Regions from separate parts of the Homo sapiens genome. Here regions 1, 2, 3, 4, 5 and 6 are each linked to region 7. The links are chromatin loops, found by intact Hi-C in ENCODE. Cell type or tissue: ascending aorta. All regions are shown on one strand.

The links. Hi-C counts contacts between places; a loop is a spot of excess contacts. Peaks named below come from ENCODE experiments on the same cell type or tissue, not always from the same donor. Only the 100,000 strongest peaks of a DNase experiment are listed, where the experiment ranks them.
Region 1: a loop joins it to region 7, with 3 times the contacts of the local background. A loop is called at or near these places in 31 of 110 quality-filtered maps.
Region 2: it touches region 7 in a loop (6-fold over the local background); 106 of 110 quality-filtered maps call a loop at or near these places.
Region 3: it touches region 7 in a loop (3-fold over the local background); 6 of 110 quality-filtered maps call a loop at or near these places.
Region 4: it touches region 7 in a loop (5-fold over the local background); 36 of 110 quality-filtered maps call a loop at or near these places.
Region 5: it touches region 7 in a loop (5-fold over the local background); 2 of 110 quality-filtered maps call a loop at or near these places.
Region 6: a loop joins it to region 7, with 2.7 times the contacts of the local background. A loop is called at or near these places in 2 of 110 quality-filtered maps.

What each region holds. Positions count from the first base shown.
Region 1 is chr1:203,693,564-203,697,563 of GRCh38, forward strand. All of the region lies in intron 2 of ATP2B4 (ATPase plasma membrane Ca2+ transporting 4), which reads left to right. Among named protein-coding and RNA genes, the nearest start is that of SNORA77, 34 kb to the right of the region's middle. In ascending aorta, no CTCF peak of the experiment used is centred here; a DNase peak (open chromatin) is centred at 1,758; H3K27ac peaks cover 3,713 bases.
Region 2 is chr1:203,326,090-203,330,089 of GRCh38, forward strand. No RefSeq gene overlaps it. Among named protein-coding and RNA genes, the nearest start is that of BTG2, 23 kb to the left of the region's middle. RefSeq lists enhancers at 1-138, 1,448-1,547, 1,748-1,937, 2,597-3,233. In ascending aorta, a CTCF peak has its summit at 1,844; DNase peaks (open chromatin) are centred at 1,382 and 1,722; H3K4me3 peaks cover 1,485 bases; H3K27ac peaks cover 1,802 bases.
Region 3 is chr1:203,461,110-203,465,109 of GRCh38, forward strand. No RefSeq gene overlaps it. Among named protein-coding and RNA genes, the nearest start is that of PRELP, 13 kb to the right of the region's middle. In ascending aorta, CTCF peaks have their summits at 2,411 (motif pointing right) and 2,610; DNase peaks (open chromatin) are centred at 1,912, 2,692 and 3,282; H3K4me3 peaks cover 622 bases; H3K27ac peaks cover 3,058 bases.
Region 4 is chr1:203,439,152-203,443,151 of GRCh38, forward strand. No RefSeq gene overlaps it. Among named protein-coding and RNA genes, the nearest start is that of BMNCR, 34 kb to the left of the region's middle. RefSeq lists an enhancer at 1,788-1,997. In ascending aorta, a CTCF peak has its summit at 1,897; a DNase peak (open chromatin) is centred at 1,880; H3K27ac peaks cover 2,470 bases.
Region 5 is chr1:203,406,826-203,410,825 of GRCh38, forward strand. BMNCR (bone marrow associated non-coding RNA) reads right to left here and starts at 800. Exons shown (of 3, transcript XR_001738390.3): 1 at 1-800. RefSeq lists a silencer at 3,342-3,542. In ascending aorta, no CTCF peak of the experiment used is centred here; DNase peaks (open chromatin) are centred at 46, 1,846 and 3,482; H3K4me3 peaks cover 664 bases; H3K27ac peaks cover 4,000 bases.
Region 6 is chr1:203,556,772-203,560,771 of GRCh38, forward strand. No RefSeq gene overlaps it. Among named protein-coding and RNA genes, the nearest start is that of OPTC, 65 kb to the left of the region's middle. RefSeq lists enhancers at 1-302, 316-893. In ascending aorta, no CTCF peak of the experiment used is centred here; DNase peaks (open chromatin) are centred at 810, 1,730, 2,368 and 2,960; H3K4me3 peaks cover 652 bases; H3K27ac peaks cover 3,828 bases.
Region 7 is chr1:203,271,612-203,275,611 of GRCh38, forward strand. It overlaps LOC124904486 (a long non-coding RNA gene), which reads right to left and starts at 2,438. Exons shown (of 2, transcript XR_007066798.1): 1 at 2,349-2,438; 2 at 1-2,100. RefSeq lists enhancers at 1,220-1,821, 1,781-1,830, 1,822-2,423 and a silencer at 1,690-1,984. In ascending aorta, CTCF peaks have their summits at 1,642 (motif pointing right) and 1,841; DNase peaks (open chromatin) are centred at 1,770, 2,515 and 3,550; H3K4me3 peaks cover 1,654 bases; H3K27ac peaks cover 2,899 bases.

The DNA.
Region 1 (4,000 bases), 420 kb after region 7:
GTCACTTCATTTGCTTGGGTCCAAAAAAGGCCATAAGAAAGGTTTTATTGAGTACAAAATTCATAGGTTTGGACTCTGATGAACCTGATGGCGATGTTACCATCCCTGAGGCCAGGAAGAAAAAAGACAGGACTAATCCACCCCAATTGTAGACAGTGGGAACAGCGCTGGCTTGCTTAGAGGTACAGAGGAAAGCAGCATGCAACCCTGCCCCGTGGTGAAGGAAGTAGGGTGGCCAACCATCCCGGTTTGCCCGGGACTGAGCGGGGTTCCCAGGAGGCAGAAACTTCAGTGCTAAAACCTGGCAAGTCCTAGGCAAACCAGGACAAGTTAGTCACACTAGATTGAAGCCTCAGCTGAGTGCAGCTGCCTCCATGTCCCAGCGTCCTCTGTATCTAGGTTGGCATCCAGTGGCCCTCTGTGGGGTGGCATAGACTCTGCCACTTAATAAGCTCAAGTAGTCATACCCCTGCCAGGCCTTAGTTTGCTTCTATGTCAAATTGGGTTAATAGTAGCTACCAGGTAGGGGTTTGTGATGCTTGAATGAGAAGGCATGAATGTGCCTGGTGAGGCATCTGGCACATAGTAATCACTTAAATGTTAGCAATCTTAGTTATCACTCATTCATTCAGTTCATTCTACAAATTTGTGTGTGTACAATGTGCTGGGCAATGCTGTAGGCCTGAGGAACAAAGATAAAAATCCTGCCCTTGTGGAGGAGGTGGACAAACAATAAATGAATGTGTCCTATTATATGCTAGGTGAGAAGACCTGTGGAGGGAAATGATTGAGCAGGATGAGGGGGATCAAGAGTGCCAGGTAAATACAGTGGTCAGGGTAGGCCTCACTAAAAAGAAGATGTTTGTACAAAGACCTGAGGGAGGTGAGGAAGTGAGCCCTCTCCAACAAAGAGGAATCTGGGCAGAGGGAACAGCTTGTGCAGAGGCCCTGATGTAGATGCCTGTCTAGTGCGTTTAGAGAACAGCAGGCAGGCTGGTTGGGCCAGATCTCAGTGAACATGGAGAAACTAGTAGGAGATAAGGACTGGGGGGCTGGGGGAGTCATAAGGGTCCTGGAAGCCCATCATTAAGTCCTTGGTGCCTAGTTTTACTCTAAGTAAAAGCCAGAGGGTTTTGAGCAGATGAATCGCATGTACTGCCTTGGATCTTAAAAAAGATCATTCTGGCTAATACATTGAGAAGAGACTAAGAACAGGAGAGGGAGGGTGGAGGCAAGGAGACCAGTTAGAAGATGATTGCTATAATCCAGATGAGAGAGGATGGTTTAGACCAGGATGATAACAGTGAAAATGGAAAGTGATTGGACTTTAGATATATTTTGAAGCTGATAGGATTTCTCAACTACATGATATAGGAGATGGGGGCTGGGCATCAAAGATGATTACAGGGTATTAGCATGAGAGCAGAGAGGGACAGGTAGCCCTGTTCTCTGCCCCTCATATGTCCCTCTTTTTGGGAGGGAGGGTTTCATTAGGCTATTGGGGTGCACCTTATGATCTTTAATATCTGATGTCTTGGTTTGCCCTCATAATCATCTACTAAACCTTGGTAAGAAGGAAAGGGCATCTACTCCCTTTACATTGTGAATCCTGCTTTTTTGAGAAGCGTCCCAGGTAGCTTAACAAATTACCAGCACTCCTGCCAGCAAGCCTGGCTCTCCAGCACAGCAGACCCAACTTGGCACAGCCTTGCCATCTCTGGTCCCTGGGGAGAAAGGACCAGCAAGGCCCTGCCCCTTTGGCAAGTCTGCCTCTGCCTGTCTGGGGCTAAAGATTCCCTGCCCAGAACACTCCTTTCCCAGGCTCTGGCTTTCCCTCCTACTGGGAACCTGACTTCTCAGGCTGGTGGGGCAGGGAGTCTCTGGGGAGCAACCCAATTTGCTTCTAGAGGTTTGGCCAAACCTCACAGCTCTGCGGGGCTCAGCTGTGCCCCTAAGCTGGAGGCCAGGGTGATGTGCTTGGGCACTGGGAGTCAGGAGACCCTGGATAAGCCATCAGGCACCACTTCCCTAACCAGCCCCTGTGTCTCTCTCCTAAGCACTAGCAAGTGAATGTGGTCTCAAAAGAGGGCCCTCACACCCCTAACTGCATAGGTGTGGATGCTAGTTCATCCCCTGCCCCCCCACTTTCATCTCCCACCCCCCACATCTACCTTCCCAGACAGATGAGTATCTTATGTATGTCTCCTGATGCTTTTTGTTTTATAGGATAGGGAAATGGAGGCCATCCCAAACTCTGCAAATAATGCTCCCTTGGGTACCTATTTTCCCATTTTCAAAATCTTTATCTGTTCAGATGTCTTCCTCAGGTCCTAACCCAAATCTCTCCTTTTGACATTTAAGGTAACACTCCTGGGTTCTTTTTTGAGACAGAGTCTCTCTCTCGCCCAGGCTGGAGTGCAGTTGCATGATCTCAGCTCACTGCAACCTCTGCCTCCCAGATTGCAATTCTCTTGCCTCAGCCTCCCTAGTAGCTGGGATTACAGGCATGCGCCACCACACCCAGCTAATTTTTTTGTATTTTTAGTAGAGATGAGGTTTCACCGTGTTGGCCAGGCTGGTTTCAAACTCCTGACCTCAAGTGATACACCCACCTTGGCCTCCCAAAGTGCTGGGATTACAGGCATGAGCCACCACGCCCGGCCCACTCTTGGGTTCTATTCAGTGAAGATTTTCAGTGAAGAGTAGACATTTGCCTGTATACCACGTCTGCATTCCTTCCTCAGCAACAGAATAGCCCTTCACATTGACTAAAGTGTAAAGAAGGCCTCTGGCATCCAAGTCCTTTGCCTCCGTTTTGTCCCTGCAGCCTCCATCATCCACTTCTTGTTCTCTCTGTGAAGCTCAGTTGAAGTTCCCTTCCTCTGATTCTGACCCTCCTCAGCTGCTAACCTTTTTTCAAGACAAAAGTCACCCTACCCTGCCTCTGGGAAACCCTTCAAACCGGCAACCAACAGCTTCCAGTGCCAAAACCAGGACTAATTTGCCTCAGCGTGTAAACAACTTGAACACCAACTGGCATTAATCACCATGGTAGGATTGCCCCTCTTCCCTTCAAGGGTAGCCCCACCTGGGGACCCATGAAAGGACCCAAATATAAGGAAAGCACTGAGAATAATTCTGCCTATCTCTTGTCCCTCTGGGAAAGTGCGTAGAGAGTAGGTGTGGTATGTATGTGGTGCATGTTCTGTGTGTGTGTGTGTCATATATCTGTGTGGTATGTATTGTGTATGTGGTTTGTGTTTGGTGTGTATGTGTCTGTATATTGTGTATAAGGTGTGTGATGTGAGTGGTGTATGTGGTTTGTGGTGTGTATGTGTCTGTATAGTGTGTGTGGCATGTGGTGTGTGTACACACAGGTATGTAAGCAAACGTATGTTGGTAGGGAGGATGCTGCTAATCAAGTACTGCGTGGCATCTGAAAACTTTGTGGCCCCACCTTTCTTGTTCTCTTTTTATTCAATCTGAGTAGTAGTACTTCCCTTAGTACCTACTTAGTCCTTAGTAGAATGGTAGTATCTCTCAGTGGTGTGTGTTTGTGCCTCTGTGAGTGTGTGTACATGCATACACCTAGGCACACAGGTGTGTATATGTGTGTGACAGAAGAGGGGCACATGTGCTTAAAGGGAATGCCCACAAGTTATAGTCTTAAAGACTCTGCCCTGATGCTCCCCTAAAGCTCCTGGATCTTAGAATTAGGACACATGTGTGGGCTCTGCCTCCATCTTGCATGACCTTGAGCAAGGAGCTTGTTCTTCCTGGCCTTTGTGTGTGAGCCAATGGATGGCAGCTCACTCTGCTTTTAAATCACTGCAGCATTTACCTGTTAATATGACATAAAAGTTCTATGTGAATCCCAAGAACCACTTTAATATTTAATGTTCTCAGAGCTGGAGCCTGGGGCATACTCAATCAGTAGCAGATAAGATTTTATGTCTGGTTAAGAATTTATCCAGCTTATACTTGTTACTAAGATAAGTGA
Region 2 (4,000 bases), 54 kb after region 7:
ATATACAACAAAGCTGTGACGTTTGGGGGATGAATACTTCACTTTTCTCCGGCTCTGAGGCATGCTCCAGGCTGGGCCAGGGGATCAGGACTGTACTGATGGGAGGATTTTCTTGGCTCCATTTTTTTTTTTTTGCATAGTGGTGAAATTCACCTATAAAATTCAGCATTTTATCTGTTTTCATTTTATATGGTGAAGCCACACGGGGAATCTCTTGGGAGTCTGGAGAAGTCTTGGGAGTCCTAAGGACCTTAACTGAAGTCCTGCTCTTGGGGGGCATGTGGTGTTTCAAAAGGCAACCATTCTAGCCTTTTCCTTTGGCAATATAGCAGGAAAGTCCCCGTCTTCTAGAGCAAAGTCAGATGGGTTTCCCAGGTGGAAACAGACTACCTAGGTACAGCTAGCTCTGTGACAACAGGCAAGTTACCTAACTTCTCACTGCCTGTTTTTTCATCCTTAAAATAAGATAAAAGTAGTTCCTAGTCGGTATTGTTGGGAGGATTGATTTTTGTGAGGTGCTCAGAAGGGTACCCAGCTCTTAGAAAGTACACAATAAATGTGATTAAATATTATTATGGCCATTACTAGAACAGGAGGCATTCATCTAGGTTACACAATGGAAACTGAGATAAACAGGACTGGGGAATTGAGTATGAGGCCAAAGGAAAATGTGTGAGGGGTAGAAAATGTGTGAGGGGTAGATCTGCCTCTGCCCTTTCTCCCTTGTGTAACTGAGCTATGGTTGGAAAAGTGAGACCCTATCGTCCAGACCCTTGCTTTGTGGCGGTTTGGGCATTATTGTTACATGGGGAGAAGGTGTGCGATTTACGTCTCCTGCTTCCCGGGGCCCTTTTCATTCTCTCATTAGCACCTCCGGGCCTGCAAGGTCAGCTGGTCCCTTTTGGGGCACACACTGCAATACAGCACTGTCTTCAGTTCATAGTCTGTTCTGCCTCAGAAGTTAGGTGGATGATTTTTGCACCTTCTCACGTTTGCAAGTCCCTCTTCCTCAATATGCTTGGTGGTGAGGGTAAGGGGACAACGGTGATGCCTTTCCACCCGGGACCGTTGCGGCCAAGGCGATCCCACACGGGCTGCCTGGAGTCAGACCTGTCCAGCAAGGAAGCTTCGGGGAGGAGGGAGACAGCGCCGGCTGGGCGTGCAAAGGCAGGCAGGTGACCCTCCCTCCGTCCCGGATATGGGCCCTCGGCCGCTCACCCCCCAGCCACCCACCCACGTCCCTCAATCCCCACGAGCAGCTGACTGGGACCTGAAAGTGCCACCAGACGCCCTCACAAGTCTGCTTTCTTTGCTGGGAAACAGCAGCCGCGCCGCAGCCTCCGCCCGCTCTGGGGAAGCCCCACCTTGGCAACAAGCCGCTGATTGGCTGGCTCGGGGGCGGCGCGGGCCAATCCAAGCCCGCCCTGACGCCGCGGCGTTTGGCCGAGAACTATTAAGAAAAAAAAAAAAAGAAAAAAAGAAAGGTGGGGCCGGGCGCTAGGTGGCTTCCCAACGGAGTTGCTCCCCCGGCGGCTGTGGAGAATGGGGCCTTTCAGAGAAGGGGGAGGCGGGGAAGGGGCGAGGCGGGGCGGCCGTTGGGCTTGGGCCTTTTCGCCACCTGCCGCCGGAGCTCAGGTCCCTAAAACCTCGAAGGCGTCCCCGCTTCTCAGGTCCTCCTCGCAGCTTGAGCGACTGCAGGGCCCCGCCCGGCGCTTCTTGAGCAACTGGAGGTTCGGGGGTGAACCTCTGGCCCTTTCCCGTCCTCCCTCCAGAGTCCCTCAGGCTTTGGGCATTGATTTCCCCAAGTTCGGGCTCAGGCCCTCTTCCTTTTCTTCTCGTGCCTCTGCGTGCTTGCGCCCTCCTATGGGCGCAGTTACTTGAGCTCTGTCTGCCATCGCCAATCCGCCATCCTCTAAAACCAGATTAACCACCCCCTCCATTGTACTGTGGCCACGGGCGCCAGCCTCAGCCTCTAAGACAGCATACAGTTCCCCAGCACGTACATTGTAAACGTCGTTTAATGTATCTCGAGTGACGTTGTTCCCCCGCCCCAGGACACAGAAGCACACACACACCCACAAACTCAAAGAATTCGGCACAGTAGCATTGAGATTTAGACTGAAGAGACAGGTGACCACGATTCGACTCTAGCCTCTGCCACTTTCTGGCTGTGTTACTTTGAGCAGTTACTTAACCTCTCTGAGCCTCAATTTTCTCCTATGAAAAATACTAATGATAATAATGGCACTATCTCCTCTCATTATTGTGACAAAATGCCTGGCACATAATTGCCTAATAAATGGTGATATTATTTTAGGTATTAATAACAAAGGAATGAGCATTTCTTTCTCACATTTTACCTCAGCTCACAATTCTTGGTTTAGGTGCTGGGGATAGCACTAGATCCTAAGGACATTTAAAGTCCTATGAGTAAAGTAATTTAAGACTCAGAATAAAACTTGGTATGGTTTCAAGGCCCTGGGATGGGTCCTGCGTTTGGCTCCTAGATTTTTACTAAGGGAGAATTATCTTGGCAAGACTAGATTTCTCTTTTCTTCAAGGTCTTTTCTTCACATTTCCACCTCTCAAAAATTTTTAGAACAGCAGCAAGCAAGGACTTACAACTCCCTTTTTAATAGGATTTAACTTTCTCCTTTTGTTAGGTAGAACATTCCATAAATGTTCTCTCCATATATGCACATTGACACTTAGATGGGCTTGTTTGTTTTCCCCAAATCCCTTTCCTGAAGTCTTTTCGTGTCACCTGGAGACTCACCCCTTCTGCATTCTCTTGCCTGCCCCAAACATACCACATGCTGATACATCATACATTATCTTCAGTGGACGTGGAGACTGGTTGTTCAGTGCTCACAGACCCCTGGCGGCTGTCCAGTCCTATCACCTGCTGGGCTTGGTTGATGTTTCACATTGTTAAGAACAAAAGCAGTGATGCGTCTGGGGCATTTCAGTGACGCCTGACGGCGAGGTCAGGGAAGAGGGTAAGGAACACACAAAGATGGGATACAGTTCAATGGGGAGCCAGTAAGACTGGGGTTCTGGGGTTCAGTCTTGAGTCTGTGCCTTTAGGGAGACAAGTCAATTAAACGTGCTAGGTCCCAGTTACCCTGTCTTGTAAAGTAGGCTGTATCATACCTGTATCCTTACCGCATAGATGTGTCAGGGAAAGAAATGTCATAGAAGTGAAAGCACTTTATATTTTCTGGGTTAAAAAAAAGGTGTGGCGCCGGGCACGGTGGCTCACGCCCGTAATCCCAGCACTTTGGGGGCCGAGGCGGGCAGATCACGAGGTCAGGAGATCGAGACCATCCTGGCTAACACGGTGAAACCCCGTTTCTACTAAAAATACAAAAAATTGGCTGGGCGTGGCAGCGTGCGCCTGTAGTCCCAGCTACTCGGGAGGCTGAGGCAGGAGAATGGCGTGAACCCAGGAGGCGGATCTTGCAGTCAGCCAAGATCGCGCCACTGCACTCCAGCCTGGGTGACAGAGCGAGACTCCAACTCAAAAAAAAAAAAAAAAAAAAAAAAAAAGGTGTGTGTGTGGTAGGGGTGGGTGTGTAATGGGCTATTAAATCCATTTCATGCCACTCTTTTTATTGGGCCCCAAAGAATATGATTCCACAAGTGTCATTAAAAACTTAGGAATGCAGCTCTGTGTTAACTCTTGGGGAGTATTAGCAGGAATCATATGATATGATCCCTACCTTTAAAGAATTTACAATCTAACCATGTTGCTCAGCTAACACATGAAACATTGATGTGTGGCCCTACTGTGGTTTATAACAATGGTTCCTCAACCTATCCAGTTCTGTCCTGCAATAAAAGGATCATCTGGTGATGTGACAGTGGAGCCGATCAGCGGATGTGCCTCACCCCAACCAGCACAAGTGCTGGCCCCTTACCTCTCCCTTTCTGTCCTTGGCAGTGTTACAAACCATCCTTGCTGCTGCCTTCAGTGTTCATGAGCCATGGCCTGATGCCT
Region 3 (4,000 bases), 190 kb after region 7:
AGCATTAAAGAAGGAAACCTTGTCATTTGCATGAACATGGATGAACCTGGAAGACATTATGTTAAGTGAAACAAGACAGGCACATAAAAACAAACACCATATGGCCTCACTTATATGTGGAATCTAAAAAAGTTGAAACCATAGAGGCAGAGAGCAGAATGGCAGTGACCAGGGGCTGGATGGGGGTGGAAGTGTTGGGGAGATGTTGGTCGAAGGATACAAAATTTCAGTTAGAAAGGAAGAGTAAGTTTAAGAGATCTATTGTACATGACGGTGACTGTAGTTAACAGGAATATATTGTGTACTGAAAATTGCTAAGAGAATACATTTTTTTATGCTCACCACAAAAAATGAGAAGTACATGAGATAATTTATATATTAATTAGCTCAATTTAGCCATTCTACAATGTGTATGTGTGTAACTGTATATATTTAGGTTATACAACATAATGTATGTTATGTATACACACACATTATGTTGTATAACCTAAATATATATAATTTTTCTCAATTTAAAACATTTTTCAATACATCTGATTGGGGTGGTGGTTGCATGGGTATATATACATACACATATGTGTCAAAGTTTGTCAAGCTGTATACTTCAAATGGGTACCTATTTGTAACCTGTTACTCTATGCAAATTATAATTTTTAAAAATTGATTTAAAAAGTAAGAACTCTGGCTTCTGGTACAGAATGAATTATACAGTGGCAAGAGGCCCTGCAGTGGACCCCTGATGGGGAGTGTAAAGGCTAGGTGGTGTTTACCATCCCAGCCACCTGTGGAGCCCAGAGTCTAATTATAGATGGTGGGAAAGCCCCTTTTTATAAATGCAGTGTTAATGAGCGTGTATAGTTATTAAGATGGGTCAGTAGGTAGCACGTGGGGTAGAGTTGTTTATCAGAATAGATCCAGGGCTAAATGGAAATGGGTCTGGAGGAACCGAGGAGCTCGAGTTGAAGATGGATAGGATAAACCCGGGGAAGCCTCTTAGAAAAGAAAGCCTCATCTTACAAGAAGAGAAGGAGCCAGAATGCTTTGCTCCTGCTGCTTTTGTGGGCAGACCTTGATGCAAGGGAGGGAAGGCAGGGAAACATGAAAGTGAAGATGGTGGGGGCACTGGGAGGTGGGTGGCATGGCCTGGAGATCAGAGTTTTTTTTTTGGGTGCCAGAGTGTATATGAGGGCACCAGGGGAGAATCCTTGATGGAGCAGGGAGGGTGCCAACCTCACTCTTGCTGGACTAGCAGCGGCTGTGTCTCCAGGTCCCCCACTCCCCACCAGCCTGGTTCTCCAGCTTCTCTTGTGGGATCTTGGGGGCCCCTGGCCCCATGGAGCAGTGAAGAAGTATAAGACATGGATCTTCTCCTGGTGCTAGCTGTGTGGCTTTTGACAGGTTATTTAATCTGAGTTTCAGTTTCCTTTAAAGTAGAAATAAAAATCAAAATAAGGCCATACATTAAGATTCTTAACATATTGCCTGGCACATAATAGCCATTTAATGCATGGAAATGTATTAGTATTATTAATTGTGAGACAAAACTAATAATACAAGAGGAACAAATGGGAGAATAATTTAGGACAGGATATAATTAGAGATATTTTTAGGTGGCACAGACCAGACCAGCCTGCAGGCTTGGAAGCAAAGTAGAAAAGGAAATAGAAAAAAAAGTGGAGTTGGCCGGGTACAGTGGTTCACGCTTGTAATCCCAGCATATTGGGAGGCCGAGGCAGGTGGATCACAAGATTCCAGGAGTTTGAGACCAGCCTGGCCAACATGGTGAAATCCCATCTCTACTAAAATAAAAAAATTAGCCAGGTGTGGTGGCATGTGCCTATAGTCCTAGCCACTTGGGAGGCTGAAGCAGGAGAATCACTTGAAATCAGTAGGCAGAGGTGGCAGTGAGCCGAGATTGCGCCACTTCACTCCAGCCTGGGTGACAGAGTAAGACTCCGTCTCAAAAAAAAAAAAAAAAATGTGGAGTTAATTCATGATTCATGCATTCCTTTAAGGACTTACTACGTGTCCTTTCCCTGCTTCATAGCACCACCAGTTGTGATATGCTTATGTTCATTTATGTGTTTGTTTATTCCTGTATTTTCCACTGGACCGAACACCTCAGGAGGACAAGGATGATGTCTGTTTTCTTCCCAGCTATACCCTCGGAGCTTACTATAGTGCCACCCACATAATAGGTGCTCAGTAAATGTTTGTCAAATGAATGCCAGGCCTGCAGGGTGCTGGGATATACTGTAAGCCCTCATCGAGCTTTTATTCTAAAGGGGGAGCCTGAGTAATTTAGATCACTCCTCTGAGGGTGGCTTGGGGACTCTGTGAGAGCAGAAGCTGTCACGCAAAAGGCCCGAGTGACCAGAGAGGAAAAAGATGGGTGGTGGAGGGACCTGGCAGGGCTGGCACAGAAGCCCCCACAGGAGGGCAGCAGGGCACCTGAAGATAGGCTCAGGAGCCAAGGGAGAAAAGAAGAAAAAGGGTGCTTTCCCTTGGTCAAATCAGCGCCCAATTCAGGGCTTAGAGCCTGGGAGGGAAACCCCTAGAGGAGAAGCTGGAGTGAGCAGGCTTTGAACCACCTCCACGCCCACCCACCATGGGCTCCGGATGAGGGATGGGGCCTGGCTCTGGGCAACAGGAACTGGAGTAGAGTCAAGGCCAGACCAGGGAGCAGGACTGAAGGGCTCCAGGAGGTGCCTGTAGCTCTGTGAGGGCCCTAATGGAGAGAAGAGTGATGTCGGAGAAGCTGCCAGAATGATTTAATCCCACTGCAATGTGGCAGCTAATGAATTTCATATCCCCTCCCTAAGCTCAGCCGCTAGAGTAGCCCAAAGACAGAGGAGAGAAGAAGAAGGAGCAGAGAGCAAGGAGGGAGCTTAGAGTGCACAGCCGGAGGGGAGGAAAGGGTTGGCAGATGGAGGAATGGGAGAAAAGTGGGAGGCACGAAGACAGGAGGGAGAAAGAAAAGGCAGGGAGAGGAAAAGAAGAGAAAGAGCCAGAGAGGGAGGAAGGAGGAGGAGGAGGGAGGAAGGAGGAGAGAGGGAAACGGTCTCAGGTCCACAGCAATCAGAGTGTAACAGCCTCAGGAACCAAATTCCCCTTGGCCCACCCTCCCTGTGAATAGAGACAGCAACGGGAGCCCACCAGAAACCTGGACTTAGAGGTCGCTGGCTCCCCTTATCTCTCTGTGTCTTTCCCTTCCTCCTTCTGCCCACACTTCCCCACACCTCCCCACCTCCCCTTTTTTTCCCTCTCTCCAGAAAAAACAGGAGGGAGGGTGGCTGCCCGCCCGGAGAGCTACTGCATTCAGCAGGAGCCCGGCAGATGAGTAATGCTAATGGCATAATAGTGCTAAGGACAACACCTGCCCTTCACCCAGCACCTGTCTCCAAGGAGCCCAAAGCTGTCCTCAAATCCAAATTCCACTCAAGATGGAAAAGGGCTTCTCTGTCTTCCAACAAGGATCTAAATAGAAAGAAGCCTGAATTCCAGCATGAGAGAGGCAAGGTAGATGGAAGGAAGAACTTCCCAACAAGGTCATTTTAGCTTGAAGTGCTAGGCTGACCATGACTGGGGGAATGAGGCACAGTGGGGTAGAGAGCCTTCATTTCTGAGGGTCTCTAAGAAAGCAGAGCCATCACTGTCCTGGGCTGCCTTTCCCCAGGCCCCGCACCACTTCGGTAACTCCACAGCCTTTCATGGAGCCCTGGCCCATGGAGCAGACAGTTGGGGCTGCCAGCCACCTTCCAAAACATGTTTTGCCTTTTTGCCTTCATTCTGTGGCTTGGCTCAACTGGGCCTGAAAATTCCCCACACCTGGGGTGGGCCAAGATGGGATGCTCCATTGCTCACATAACTGTTTCCAGCCCCAGAGCCCTGCTCTGTCTTAGGAATGGCCTCCTGGAATGGGACAGCTGGCCCTGAGGCCCTGAGATTAGCAAGGGGCAGCTCCCAGGGACCATGTGGGGAGGAGGCCATGGCATGGAGG
Region 4 (4,000 bases), 170 kb after region 7:
TTCCACCTCTGAGCATATGGAATTTAGCTGGAAACTGACTTCCCATTTACTACTGTAGCTTCTCATTTCCTACTGCTGGTATTATGTAATCTTCTGGGCATAAGCTCTAGGTGTGAGAACCGTTCCTGCAGCCTGTTCAAGATTGAAGTCAAGACTGGAAATTATAATGACATTGCCTTAAGTGAGTTTGATCAATGAATAAGTAGTTAACCAAATAAAGAAATAATTCTTTATTAAGCCTCCCATGTGCCCGGTGTGATGTTTAACTGATAATACAAAGGAGAATTGGACTTGATTCTTCAGCTCCAAGGAATTTACAGGCTAATCAGAAATCCACACCCACAAAGGATGTTTGCCAAGTGTGATCAGAAATCACTAACATCTTATGGAAAAGCTTTGAAAGCCATGGCTGCATCAGCCTGCCTCTCCCACTTAGAGACGGGAAAGTTTATGTGAGCCAGGGTCGAGGCTGTTTGGGACTGTGTGATCTCTGTTTTGACGGCTGTGCTTTGCCTCCCTTGATGCTGGCTGCCTCTCACACATTGCTGAAGCCGTAGTTAATTGTCTCTGACTGTAATCGATCATCTCGGAGTGGGGAATCTGGTGCACTGGAACATGACCAGTCTAGGACCATGACCATGGTTCAGTCTAGGACCTGTCTAGGGGGAGACAGACCAGGAATAACAATTCATGGGGATGGCATGAGCATGCGGCAAGCAGAGAGAGGCATGTTGCACTTAGGAACAGTGACCAACCTGACTTCAGAAGGTGAGGTCCTCGCAGGAGAGACCACTGGTGTCAGGAGAGATCAATGGTGTCAGGAGGAGCTGGAGAGACAGGGAGAGGTACAGGTGGAGGCCTTCCTGGCAGAGGGGAGGAGAGTTGTTCACAGGCCTGGAGGAGAGAGAGCAAGGGTCTTGTCCCATGGATTGCAAATAAATGCTTGAGTCAGCTGGAATAGAGGACCAGGGTGCTGTGGGAAGAGGCAGTAATGAAGGGTGGGCAGAGCCAGATGAGAAGGATCTTGCGAGTGAACCGGGGGGCCTGGCTTTATCCTGAGAGTAACAAAGGAGCTGTTCCCCATGCTCCTGTCTAGAACAGCCTACTGTGGACTGTCCCCTTCCTTACCTCTCCTTTTAGGGCTCTCTGCCGCACAGGATACATTCCTTTCTACTTGGCCTGGTCAAATTCCACCCATCCTCTCTGGGCCCTGTTCAGATTTTCTTTCCTCCAGAAAGCCTTCCTAAACTACCTCATTCCACTAATTCACTCAACAAATGTGTACTGAGCTCCTCCAGCAGGCCAGGCACTGTGCTAGGTGGGCCCACCCTCAGGCAGCTTGCAGGGTGCAGTGGTGCACAACCCTCACTGACATTGCCTCCTGTGATCTCTTCCACGTGCCCAGCCAAGGTGGCTGTCAAGGACACATCCATAAGCAGTCTCCTCTGTCCTCAATAGACAGCTCTTCTTCATCTCTGCATTCTGGGGCTGGCTGGCACAGTGCTGGGCACGTGGGGGTCCTCAGCCCATATTTTAGAGATGTCTGGATTTCCAGCAACATTAAACTGAGTGGAAATTTCTCCCAGCTGACACCCACTCCTTTCCCTATTCTCCCTCTGCAGAGAAGAGAGACGGAAGCTCCAGCAGAACCTTTAGCACCAGGATGCAGAAAGAGAATGAGAAAGAGGGATGGGAGGGGAGGAAATGCCTGGGCTGTGTGCCAGCCCCGCATGCCTTGAGCCAAGCTGGGAGTTCGTGGTCCTCTGTGCTCTGGAATGTGACAGGGGCTTGCCAGGGCATCGTGGAGTGGCTCCTCTGCAAGCCACTCACTCCTCACCCTGGACAGAGCTGTGCTGGCAGCTCCTCCTGGGCCTTCCTTGAAGTGCACGGGTGCCCCACGGTGGACAGAAAGCAGGCCGTGATCTCACTCCTCCTGAAGGCTTTTGTCCCATTAACTAAAGGGCTCAGAAGCCTTTGTCCCCATAGGGTGTTGTTCCTTCCCTTGCATGGAGGTGAGCCTTGGGCTCCATGGTGTAAGAATCCCATGTTAAAGCCCTTTCTCTGACATGTGACCTGGGCTCTCTGGGTTTTTGCCTGACAGCGTGGTACACTCGTCCTCAGGTCAGCCCTGGGTCCCTGTGTCATCCTCTGCCAAATCAGGCAGACACCCACCCCCTTCTCATGGGCGTATCTTGCCCAGTGCAACTTTAAGAACAGAATTCAACTCTTCTGAGATTAGTCTAAATGCCCAGATTGGGGCTGGGGCATCCTGTGAAATTCTTCCACCTTCAGGACCCACTCACTGTCTCCAGAGACGGTCCCTGCTCTAGGCAGAGGCATGGAGAGCAGAGGCAAAGGGAACGGAGGCCAAGGAGCCACAGAGGCTAAGGTGAAGGGCTGAGGCGCAAGGCTGCAGGAGGAGTGGGGTTCTCCCTGACTGAGGCAGAGCCCTGGAATGCTGTGGAATGCAGGAGCCTACATCTTTACATTTTATTTTTTGTTTTTTCCTGAATAACCAGCTATGTGTAGCTGCTGGAAAGACACGGGTGTTCACCCCCCAGAAGCCCTGGGATGGGCAGTTCTATCCCTCTTGGCTCATCTCTGAGCTGTCTGCTGGTCCCTCACCTTCTAGGGCATGAGCCTCCTGGAGGGACACTGCCGGTACCCTACCAAGGAGGCTAAGCTGGAGCGAGAGACAGAGATGCAGCAGGGGAAAACAGCTCCAGCGAGCAGTAACCAAACCGGGAAAGGCCAGGAGGACACAGGATTAGAGACAAGGAGGATGGAGGAAAAAGGCAGCTTGGAGGGATCAAAGGATAAGGGACAGTCCGAGGGCAGGGAAAGTGAGCAGGGGCTATATTTATCCACCAGAGAGAAGGAAGCCTGCAGGCCCTTCCTGAGATCCACGAGCTAGGGGCTGGATTAGGGGCTTCTCATTTCATTTCATTTTCAGTGACACATTCCGCTTAATCCTCATCGCAGCAAGGATCCATGCTGCTGTTACAAGAATCTCGGCCTCTGTAAGGAGTTCAAGTAATTTGCTTGAGTATCCAAGACTAAAGTGATGGAGTGGGGATTTGAATCCAGGTCTGTGTGATTCCAAATGGTCCCTAACCCTCTGTCAGCAGCTTACCTGAGAGAGAGGAGGCTGGATCCACTAGTGGAGACAAGAGAACTTGAGCTCCAGAATTCTAGAATTTTAAGACTGACATCGGGGTCCCCTATACCAGCTCTAGCTCCAGGAGAAATTAGATGCAGTGAGAATAATGTTATGTTTCAGTTAGGTAGCCAATTAATTTTGAGAGGAAGTTAGAAAACCAACCAACCTCTCTCCTCCTCCTTCTTTCCTATCCTCCCTGCCTTCCTCCTTCTATTCCTCTCTCCCACCTTCCTTCCCTGCCTCCCTTCTTCTCTCCCTCTAAATTATTTATGGAGCAATTACATGTCAGGCATGATGTAAAGTCTGAAGAACAAACATGAATAAGGGCCAGTCCGTGCTCTTGGGGAACTCACAATCCCTTGGAATATTTCAGGAACCCGAAGCAGCTCTTTACGCGCCCCTCTCTATCAGTTGTTTTTTCCTTCCTGTCTTTACTTCTGTACTTCTGCGTCCACTATCAGGCCCAGCAAACCTCTTCTCCCTCCAGCCCCAGATCCCTCTGTTTTGAGAAGGGGAAGGTCAAGCTCTTGACAAGCCCCTCCCGTCCCGGGGCTACACTAGAGTGGGCAGTGATGCCACAAACAAGGCTTCTAAAAGCCCCGAGCCTTTGAGCTCCTTGCACTCATCTGGACGCAGCTGGGCCCGGGACAGCCCAAATTCTGCAGGTCATAAGTCACGCTGACTTCCAATTCTGGAACAAATGAACAGTTCCTTGGCTTCCATCCTCTTCCCCTCATAGCCACTGACCGACTGTCTCATATGCCCAGAGCCACCCACCACACCCCATTCCTCTCTGCTACTCATTGCAGAGACACTTAGAGCCCCATCACCCACATGGTC
Region 5 (4,000 bases), 140 kb after region 7:
TCCAAGTTCATACCACTCTGGCGGCTCCTCTGAAAATCCCCAGGCCTCCTCCCAGTCTCCCGGCATCCGGTGTTGCTGTTGGCCGGGCCTGCCTGCCACACAGCCAGGGACTGAAGGACATTTTATTCCAAATGAGGGCAGTCAGCTGAATTTCCAAACCAAAGATTTTTCCACTTCAAATTTTCTCCTTTCCTCTTCTGCCCAAATAACACATTTGTTTTGTAGAAAAGGGACAGAGCAGTTCTATATCTAAGGGTTAAAGACTTTATGGGGATACCTGGGGGATAGGCAGGGCTGTGGCCAAAGTCCTTATCCTGTTGGGAGGAGAGGGAAAAGAAAGGAACTGAGAAGGGCCTTCCAGTCCCCAGGAAGACAAAGGGGATAAGATCAAATCAAGGGATGCCTTTTTTCTTTCCGACCCTATACTGCACTCTCCTTCTTCTTCCATCTCCTTTTCCTGTTTTTTATTTCCTCTTCCTCTCTTCCTTCCCACTATCTTCTTCTCTCTCTTCCTCTCCTTCCTCTTCCTCCATGCATTCATTCATTCATGCATTCTCCCAGCAGACATTTATTCAGCATCTACTATGTGTCAGACACTGCCGCAAGCTAAGAATACAGAGACAACTAAGTCAAGGCTCAGAGTTCTTATAGTCCAGAGGTTGAGGAGGGTGGGGCAGACAGATGACAGGCTGGGGTGAGGAGCTACAACTGGCAAGGAGAGGTACTGGTAAATCTCCAAGTACATTCAGAAGCTCATGCAGTACATTTAGAACAAGGGAAACTCTGGGAATCAAGGAAAACTTTTTAAAAAACTTAAAACTTAAAATTTTTAAAAATAAGTATTTATTTATGTATTTCTTATTATTACTATTATTATTTTTTGAGACAGGGTCTCACTCTGTTGCTCAGGCTGGAGTGCAGTGGTGTGATCATAGTTCACTGCAGCCTCAACCTCCTGGGCTCAAGCAATCCTCCCACCTCAGCCTCCCAAGTAGCTGGGACCATGGAAGTGCATGACCATGCCCGGCTAATTTTTTTTTTTTTTTTTTTTAAGAGACAGGGTCTCTCTGTATTGCCTAGAGTGGCATTTTTTAAATAGACTTTTTTTTTTTTAGAGCAGTTTTATGTTTACATCAAAATTGAGTAGAAAGTACAGAGTTCCCCATGTATCCCCTGCCCCTCACACACACAGCCTCCCCAACTATCAACATCCCCCACAGGAACAGTCATTTGCTAAACCCGATGAACCTACATTTTAACATCATTATCACCCAAAGTCCAGAGTTCACATTAAGGTTCACTCTTGGTGTTGTACATTCTATGAGTTTGGACAAATGTATAATGAATTGTATCCACCTTTATAGGATCATGCGGAGTAGTTTAACTACCTAAACATCCTCTATGCTTTGCCTCACTTAATCTTTCAATCTTCAATTTCTTCTTCTTTGAAATGGGAAATATAACAATTATCTCATAGAGTGATCATGAGGATAAAACAAAATAATATATATGAATATTCTGCTTTAAGTGTGGGTTATTTATATAATATCACAGGGAAAAACCAAGAGAACTCACATAGTTGTCCCTGATTGTGGTATGTGCTACGGGAGAAAGGAGAGAAGCAGATAGGAAAGGATGAACTTTCGCCCAAGCATCAGGGAGACGCTGCTGCATGAGGTTTGGGCTGCAGGCGACACTGGGAGTAGTAGTAGGAGGAGGGCACGGAGGCCCACGGAATTCTAACAGGGACTCTGGACTGTTCCCTGCTCCTGAAGTAGCCCATCCCAACTTTATCCAGGCAGTCCTCTGGCTGCTGCTGGCAGGGGCTCAGAGAGCCTGTGTGAGTCACATCCACGTGGCTGATGTGGGGAGGGAAGAAGGGATGGGGAGGGCTCATGCCCGCGCAGGGCCACGCTGGCTTGGAGAAATGGTTCCTGAAAGTCCCTGGCAGAAAGTGGGCTGCTGTGGGCTGTTAATGTGCCATGCAAATCAACCAGTAAACAGTCCCCAATGAGAATCCCAGATGTCTGTTCACTCCAAAGCACAAGACACTCATTTTGGGCTCCAGGTGGGGACCAGCTCAAGTGAACCCTGCCCATGAGCTGAGGCAGGACTGCTGGTCTCTCTGTCTTCCTGCCTCTGGACGGGGACCTTGTTCCTGGAGACCTCATTGTCCTCCTACACTGAGACAGGCAGTGTCTACACAGGGAGAAGGCGACCGGCAGTACAGATGACATCAACATATCACCTTTCATTCAGGATGGGAAAAATCATTCTGGGGTCTGCTTAGGCTGTCTAGGCAGAACAAAAGAGCTGCACCATAGTGCTAGAGACAGGATGAACCATATGGTATGCTTGTGGGGTACCCCAAATTTCCACCTGAGTTGGGTCTGTTGCCAGGCAGAGGCACAGCTGGGTTTGGGGGGATGCCAGGTGCTTGCTGTATATATGCTCAGAATGCGTTGGCTTGTGGGGAGGATAGCTAGAGAGGGAGAGGTGGAATGAAGCACATCTGGTGACCCGATTTTTTGTTTTCTTGTTCTTAGTTAAGAGCCTCAGCTATTCTTGGGGCTGGAGGAAGAAGACAAGGAAACAGGCAGGGGCAGGAGAAGGAGAAAATGGGGCAGGTAGTGTATGTTACTTGGGGAGGCTCAGAGAGGGAGTGCTGTTTTGATCCCGGGAAGGCCTCTACTTCTCATGGAGTGCGAAGGGGCTTGGTGTTCCTAGGTGAGGAAGAAAAGTATGGTCACATGACCATTTAGCAGCCTCTCCCACAGGGACTCAACATGCAGTCATATCAATATATCATTCCAAAAGCAGCACATAAACACATATACCTTCAAGGATAATTGCAAGCACAGGGTTTAATTATACAGACAATGAAAGCCCACACTTCTTAGAGACACACTGCCACTGAAACACACACAGCCCTGCTCATAAAGACTAGAAGTGGTCACATTGACCCTTCAGGTCAGGGCAAATGTGCCTTGAACCAGCATCACCCTTTGGAGTTTGCAAAGTCTAATGTCCATCTCAAGTTTTCCACAAACTTCTGGAGGGTGCTCCTGCTTCTGATGAATTGTTCGATCCAGGGTCCTCTGGCCATTCCTGGTGACTGTCCCTGTTCCACACCACCACCATCCAGGTGGAGAACATGGCAGAAATACTTGCAAGGCTTCTGTGATGTGGAAAACTTAGGAAGCTTTGAAGAAATGAAGAGCTTTACATCATAGCAATAACACTAAACACTAAATAATACTAAACAACAGACATTTCTGGTATGACTTTTTAAAAATCCATTGATCATTTTCATAACTCAGGGTGCAGACTCTTTGCATGTTATTCAGCTAATCCCCTTCCCCCTCTTCATTGTTGTCTTCTTCTTAGGGGCAAAATCCGAATTCCTCTCATTTCTTACGTGGAACAACTTTCTCCAATCTCTGCTGCCAAACGTGGCTCGTGAACTCCCTTAGCATAGCCAAAAACTCACTGGAAGCTCTGAAAATAGCCCTGGTGACTTGCTGATTAAGCTCCTAGAGCAGAGGCTATCTGCCTTCCCCATCTTCCTGTACTAAGGGCAGTTTTTATTTTTCTAGCTAAATGTAAATATGCAAATATACACTTGGACACAGAACTCTCGATCCACTTCCCCAAATAGGTTAGACAGGAAGAATTCATCTATGCCATGTTCAGGGCAGTTAGCTAAATCTAAAATTGCCTCCCTCCCTCAACTTCCTACTCTCTACTTTCAGGGTTCCCGGGGCTCTTTTTACAACAGATTTATAAAGTCAACATCATTGAGAGCCTGCCCTATGCCAAGCATTCTTCTTGGGAGATACAAAGATGATAAAACAAGACCACGGAACTCAAGGAGCTCAAATCCTAGATGGAGTGGCAGATAAGTAAACATGGAATCATGATGTAATAAGATGAAGTCTATGATAGGGAAGGTAAAATGTGCTATTGGAACACAGAGAAGAGCAGTTGAACCAGCTTGGGG
Region 6 (4,000 bases), 290 kb after region 7:
TCAAGGGCAGCGGCACGAGAGAGGAGGGGCACCAGAGGCCTGAGAATTAGAAACTCAGTGACGGGATCAGGTCTGCAAGAGATTTGCATGTATTTGCCTAAGTTATGCAGCAGCACAGACTCTTTGTCTATATTTAGATGTAATGAAATAATCGTATTCTTTTAAAAACTGAGATGGGGCTATTTTAAGGCAGCCAAAGATTACCTGTTTATGTATGATGCATGTAAAACTGTATGGAGAATTACGTGAACACCTATAATCACTCAGGACCCTGGAGAAAATTCTCTTTTCCATTTCCTCCACTAGTGGATTTCTCACCTTGTAAAGTGGGGAAGTGGGATACCTCCCCATTTGACAAGGCAAGAAAATGCCCCCTATCTCCCCAACAATTAAACCCTAAGGCTATTGTGTTTGCCATTAAGAGAAGCATTGGCCCCAGTCTAGGGATAAGGGAAATCAGGCAGGGTGCAGGAATACAAGAGAATCATGAGTTTAGTCTGCAAGAAGTGTATTTTCTCCTTTCCCCTTTCTAGTCCCACATGGAGCTTTCATGATGCCTGCAGGTGAGGGCCTTGTGGGTGCCAGGCACTGTATGGGGTGCAAGGGTTTCAGACATGAGTCTGAACATGGCCTCAGAGTCCTCAAAACAGGTGCGTAAAGTGATCCTATCAGTATAAAATAGTAAGACAGAATTATGTACAGAGGAGGAGTGCTTGGCCTGGGGAGTGGGGGTGGGAATTCCATGAGTGTTTCCAGGAGAAAAAAAGAAGCAAATGGAGCACAGTCTTGGCAGATGAGTAAGAGTTGGCGGGGTGGTGACAGCACGGAGGCATGGAAAAGCAAAGCAGGAGACTGTCCTGGAAATTCAGGCAGAGGCCGGTGGGGCAGAGGAGGGCCTTGTGTGTCTGCCAAGGGTTGGCTCACCATCCTGCAGGCCAAGGCAGCTTTCGGGTGAAGAGTGCTTCGGTCACCTTTAACATGGGTGTTTTGGGCTGCACGGTGGGCTGGAAGGCTGGAGAGAGGTCAGAAAGGAAGCTGCTGCAAACATCCAGAAGGTGATGATGGTCTGAGCAATGGTACCATTGGGAGGGCAGAGGAGGAGAGAGCAGGATTGAGAAAAATTGGAAAGGGAATCAATAGGACCGAGTTAGTAGGTGACTCTAGAGGGCAACCGTAAGGAGGAGGAAAGAGGGGCATGAAGGAATCCAGCAGACTGACATTGTGTTCTCTGTTGGAGAGATCTGGAAGTCAGAGAGGATGAAGCTGTTCAGGAGACAGGAGAAGAGTAAAATCTTTTTTTTTTTAACCTTCCAATGGCCAGATAGAGCTGTTGGGCAACCCCTCAGCTGAGATGCTCCCCTGATTGGAGACTCCCTAGCTCCAGCTGCTTGCAAGCTCAGGCAACATCCTGCAGCCTCTGGAGGATTTAATTCAATTCAACAAATGCTTATTGAACAGTTACTCCACATAGGGAAAGGAGAATCTAATGATGATTGAGTACTTAAATTGTGTTCACAGAGTGTTAAGTGCATTTACATGTAATCTCATCTCTAGTCACCATCCCCTCATCCCTGAGAGGCCAAGTCATTACCCTCCAGGGGCCTGAGAGGTCGAGTCATTTGTCCAAGTTTGGGTGGTAAGTAAGCGGCAGTGCCAGGAGGCAAACCCACAAGTAGTGCCTTATCACTAAGTCACATTGTTACACAATGAAGCCAGGAGGTTGCAAGTGACGAATACACTATTTTAAGCAAATCAAGGAATGCATTGGCTTATTTAACTAAAAAGCACATGAGTCAGCTGGCTCCAGGCACAGCTAGATCCAGGAGCTCAAAAGATGCTGTCAGTTCTCTCTTGCACTTGCTCATAAATGAGTAAATCCATCTCACTCCCATTTATGTTCATCTTGGCTCATCCATAAGGCAGCATAGCACGCAGAGCATAGCATGACTGTTTTGGAGTCCCACAGCCTGGGTTCCAATCCGGACTCCACCACCTAACTAGCTGGATGATTTCAGATGAGCTGCTTAACTTCTCAGTGCCCCTGTTTCCTTGTCTCTAAAATTGATATAATAATATTACCTCTTAGGATTTTTGTGAGGAGTAAATTAGATCGTCCACACAGTGTGCTTGGAGCAGGGTCTGATACAAAATCCGCACCCCAACATATCAGCCATTGTTCTTTCCATCTCTGCCTCTTTTGAGGTGGGTCTCATTCTCTCCTATGTTAGATGCCTTCTTCCGTGTAGCCCAGAGAGATGGCCCCAAGCAACCCCACCTTACATCATCCTTTCAGCCTCTGGTCTCAGGAAAAGAGCTCTTTCTCTGTGTATGGAGGTAGCATGCCCATCCCTGCAGCCATCTCTGAGGCCAGGGGCTGCATCTTCTGTGCTGCTCTGTGGAGGTGGAGGTGGGGCACCATGACTCACAGCCCCCCGTGGGTCATATAGAAGTAGAAGAAGGAGGGTTCCTTAAAAGATGGGATGCTGTGAAGACAAAATAACATATGTCCACTGTTCTGTGCTAGTTGCCGTTATGACAGAGTGTGACAAAAAGTGAGTACGGCAGAGTCTCCTCTCCATGAAAACTTATATCAAAGTAGGAAAGACGAGACAAGGACACATTTATCCAGAAGGCAGACTGTGACAAACTCCATGAGAGAAGGACTGTTAAGATCCCCTGCAATTTTCAGGAAAGAAAAAAATCACACATGGTTGGGTGAATCAGTAATGAGTTTGATGAAGGAGTTTGGCTCCTGGGGATGGTGTCCATTCAGCAAGTACAATAGCGTAGGGGAAGAGGACCTTCTAGTTTGATAGCATAGGGTAGAAAAAGGAATCCTGAGCAATGAGGCTGGAAGGCAGAGCTGGCAGCAGCACATGCACAGAAAGCAGGCGGAGGTCAAGGACTGTTAACTCAGGGGACTAGAAAAGAAACAGCCATACACAGATATTGAATTATCAAGACTGAAGGCAGGGGATGCATGATGTGGAAGAGGCTGTGAGTCAGATGCTGAGGTCATTTAGAAAGTTCTGGGCCGGGCTTGGTGGCTCATGCCTGTAATCCCAGCATTTTGGGAGGCCGAGGTGGGTGGATTGCCTGAGGTCAGGAGTTCGAGACTAGCCTGGCCAACACGATGGCCCATCTCTACTAAAAATACAAAAATTAGCCAGGTGTGGTGGCAGGCACCTGTAGTCCCAGCTACTTGGGAGGCTGAGGCATGAGAATCGCTTGAACCTAGGAGGTGGAGGTTGCAGTGAGCCCAGACCGCACCACTCCACTTTAGCCTGGGCAACAAAAGTGAAATTCTGTCTCAAAAAAAAAAAAAAAAAAAAGAAAGTTCTGGATTTATGAGCATCATCATTCAGGATGAGGAGAAGCCAGGAAAAGCAGATGGCCAGATGGCCAGATGGCAAAGATTTTAAAGAAAAATCTTAATTCTTAATCCCCAGTGCCCTCCAGAGACTTCTTTAATTTTTTTTTCTTTCCCTTTTTTTTTTTTTTCTTTTTTCTTTTTTGAGGCTGGGTCTTGCTCTGCTTCCCAGGCTAGAATGCAGTGGTGTGATCTCAGCTCACTGCAGCCTTGACCTCCTGGGCTCAAGCAATCCTCCTGCCTTAGCCTCCTGAGTAGCTAGGACTACATGTGCATGCCACCACACCCAGCTATTTTTTTTTTTTTTAATTTTTTGTAGAGATGATGTTTTCCTATATTGCCCAGGCTAGTCTCAAACTCCTGGGCTCAAACAATCCTCCTGCCTTGGCCTCCAAAAGTGCTAGGATTACAAGCATGAGCCACCATGCCTGGCCTCCTCCAGAGACTCACGTGAATTCCAATTAATCTAATTCAAGAGAAGTTAGCTTTCTAGAAGTAATTTTATATCTGTGATAGGTGTGCAATCATTCATTCATTTATACACTCATTTAACATTTGTTCAGCATTGTGCTGGGCTCTGAGAACACAAATAAACAAGGCTTGGGCCCTGCCCTCAAGGATCTCTCTGTC
Region 7 (4,000 bases):
CTTACCAGAACTTCTGAACCAGACCTCAGGGTAGTAGAGTAAGTCACAGTGACATTTAAAGAAGAAATAATGCCACTATCACACAAACGATTTACTCCGTGGAGTCCATGCATTATCCCATTCCATTCCTGCACAACCCCAGGCCATAAGAACTATTATCCTGACTGACAGATTTGGAAACTGAGGTTCAGAGAAGTTAAGCAGCTTGCCCAAGGTGACAGATAGTAATTGGCTGAACTGGGATCAGATCCCGGTCTATCTGGCTCCAAGTCCTTGTCCTGTAATCATCATGGTACAGCAGTGAGGGGTTTCCCTGTATGAGGCATCTACTCACTGCCCAGTGATGGGAACTATTGTTAAAAGATCTCAGGCACACAAGAGAATCAGGGAGGAGTGGGCCCATGAAGGAAGCCTTTTCCCAGGTGAGGAGACTTAGCTGAGCTTTGGGGCCTGTGTGAGACACTGACTACAGTTGTTACCAGGCAGGCAACCTAAGAAGACGCCTGGAGCCTGGAGACATGATGGGAGTCATAGCCTTGGACTTGCCTACACACTCCTCATATTGCCCCAGCCTCAAGGGCAGACCGCCAGGACCAGATGGGAGTGGGGACAGCCCTGGCCCCTGGCCAACAGCTCTGAAAAGAAAAAGTTTCTTTGTAAGCTGCAGTAAATCCTTAGGGTTAATTGCAGCCTGAACGTTCATTTCAAAGACCTCACTTCCTGAATCCCAGGAGCATCCAGAAGAATGGCACCAAGGTGGCCCAGCCCAAAAAAGCAAGACACGAACACTGTCTCAACCTGTACGTTCTCAAGGATAAAGAGGGCCCCTACTAGCAAGACAAATGGGTGGCCCCTATGATCCTGGAGGGGCTGAGCACAGGGGAAGGATGGCATAGGAGACTCCCACCAAGAAGGCAGTGATCCTGGGCTTGGGCGCCCACTCCCTGCCAGAGAACCCAGCCTGGCCTGGCTTCAGGAGCCCTCTAACCTTCACCCTCAGGCCACTTGACCTCCACCTAAATCCAGCACTGCTCCCTGTAGGAAGGCAGGGGTGTGACTTCTTGGTAGTCTCATCTGGCCTGTCTCCCCCAGGGGTGGGAGCTCCCCGAGGGGAGGGCTGTTGCAGGCCCCTTCAGGACCTCAGTTCCTGCAGTGGTCCCCCAATTACGCTTCCTCACTAAGTGTCTGAGGGAGCATTTGCCCAGCATCGCGATTCCTTTAGCCCAGAGCCCTCCCTGAGCAGGCCCAGGATATAGAAATGGTCCAGCGTTGGCCTTTGACCCGGGAGAACAGGGTGAAGGGGACACCCAGGTGCGGACTCCTGCGGGGGTCTGGGTGGGCCCAGTGACGTCAGTTCTGGTTCTCCAGTGAAGGAGACCAATTCCAGGACTGCCCCCAACTTGCTGTGTGATCCTGGGACATTTGCTTAAACTCTCTGAGCCTCATCTTTCCTTTCACACGACAGGGAGACGATCCTGCCTTTGGGAGAATGACTTGAAGTAAATCACTCTTAATCCCTAGACGGAAAGGAGGGAGCGGGAGAATTTCTGCCATCCCACGGGACGCAGCGCAGAGGAGGCGGCTCCCCCAGCTTATTAACCACAGACCAGGTGTGCACGCCCAAGCTCACCGGCAGAGGGCGCCAGGCCTCCGCTTGGTGCTCGAGCCTCGAGGCCCAGAAAAGGTAACCTGGTCCCCAGAGGTCTGAAATCGCTGATTGTGTTTATTCAAAGCCAGTCACCATTGCTCACCCGTCTGACTTACTCTGGGTGTGTGTGGACGGGCGTGCATGTGACCGCGTCTGTGCACCGGGGCTGTGCTGTGGGCTTTGTGCTGAGCCAAAGGTGGGGCTTCTCCTGTCCGCCCGGTCCTGGACTCCCGGCAGCGGCCGGCAGAGGCGGTGCTGATGCTGTAGGAGGGTCAGGAGCCACTGCCTCGTGCTCAGCCCCACGGGCGCCACTCTGTGTGCCCTGCAGCGGGGAGGACCCACAGGGTAGACCGCCTCCTTGGCCGGTGACCCCTGCAACAGAGCCGTCTCTCCGGTGCTCTTGCTCGCCAAGTCAGTGTGAGGCCCGGACGGAGGAAGCCCTGCTTGCTTCTCTGTTCAGAGGAAAGGGGCCAGGGGATTGTAAAATAGGCCTTAGGTTATTGGACAAGAAGACAAAACCAAACCAAACCAAAAGCCTGGTGAGATCACGGTCTCACCCAGACGCAAGTGATTGCTCAGGTCAAATCAGCCAGCCTGGGCTCTGATAACTGCCGGGCCAGGTGGAGCCCGTGCACAGGGGAAGGGGGTTAGCATGGCCTCTGCCTGGGGCTCCCAGCCTGAGGAGGCAATGCATCCTTACCCCAAGAGACCACTGTTTGCAGGACGATACTCCCCAGGATAGTCAGGCTGGTCTGGGAGGCAGCCTGTGGCCACACAGGGTGGAGAATGCGAACTCAAACTGTGAAGCAGACAGGGCTCGCGGAGGCCCCTCCCATCTGCCCCGCCAGCATCCCCTTTTTGCTTCTGCACTTCCCAGAATCACCCTTTTCATAGACACTTACCGAAGGGCCACCATGTGATCATCCTTCCCAGGCTGAGGGTACAGACAGGAGCTGGCAGAGCAGGGAGGGTGCTGGGCATCTACCACAGGGTCAGGAGCCCTGGGGAAGTCTCCTGATGGTGGTAGGTGGCTGGGGGTGGGGTGGGGGTAGAGGGCTGCCAACAAAAGCTTCCAAGACCCTGAAGGAGGCAAGGCACGCTGAGTTTTAAGGAGCCAGAGGCATCATCTTATCGGGTGACAGGAGTGAGGCCCCACTGCAATGCCTGCCGTGGAGGGGCCAGTGGGCTAGGCAGGCACACACAGCAGCTGTGATAACTTTGGGCAGACCATAAGGCAGTTTACGGTTTGCTGAGTCATTTTACAAATCTTTATTCTGTGAGGTTGGTAGAAAAATGAAGCTCAGAGAGGTTAGGTAACTTGTCCCAGGACACAGAGCCAGGACTTGGGCCTGTATATCCCAAGCTCTAGCCTGAACTGGCTCCTTAGGTAGCCTCTGCCCCTCCCACTACCCCAACTCCCTGAAGCAGAACCTTGGTTAGAGCGGCAGGGCCCGTCTTGTTTTGACAGGTCTAGAACTTGTCTTTGTTTTATTTTTCAGGACACCAGAACTGGTTAACATCTACAGGCCTGGCTCACCCAACCAAACATACGGGAGGTGGGTGGATGGATAAACAATGCCACTGTGACCGCTTACAATGAGCGCCAGTTCGTTTAGAAGGCTGATGTCAGGAATTGGCTCAAGTCATTCATTCCCTCCTGGTGATGCCGGGCAAATGCAGAACCAGGGCAAATGCAGAACCAGAGCAAATGGAGCCAGCCTTTCTCGAAGGATTTCTCAGTCTGTCAGACTGGGCTACAGAAATGTGTGACGTGCCGGGAAGTGTCAGGGAAAGTGTGGCTCAGGAGTGACCTGGGTTGTAATCTTAGCTCTACCAGTTCTTAACAACATGTCCTTGGCAGGTTGCTTAAGCCTTGGCCTTTTGTTCATCTGATACATGGAGATGATCATAGAACAACCCAGAGAGTTGCTGGGAGGAGCATACAGATGATGTGCTGTGCAATGACTAGGTCCAGGCAGATGCAACATAAACAGTAGCTCTTGCTATTACTGGACAGCTGGGTGACTTCCCTGTCTACAGAAGGCGTATTTACAATGGCCACTGTCTGCAAGCTGTTCTTCTTCACCCCGGTCAGCCCTGGGTCCTCTCACAAGCCCTTGCTATTCCTCGAGCCCTTCTCTTATCACAGTGTCTCTCCAGTCAGGCAGGTGTCAAATAATTCATTGGGCTACAATTTGATTTAGTGACATTCTTTTTTCTTTCCTTTTTTTTTTTTTTGAAACAGAGTCTAGCTCTGTTGCCCAGGCTGGAGTGCAGTGGCGTGATCTTGACTCACTGCAACCTCTGCCTCCTGGGACAATAGGCACACACCATCATTCCTGGCTAATTTTT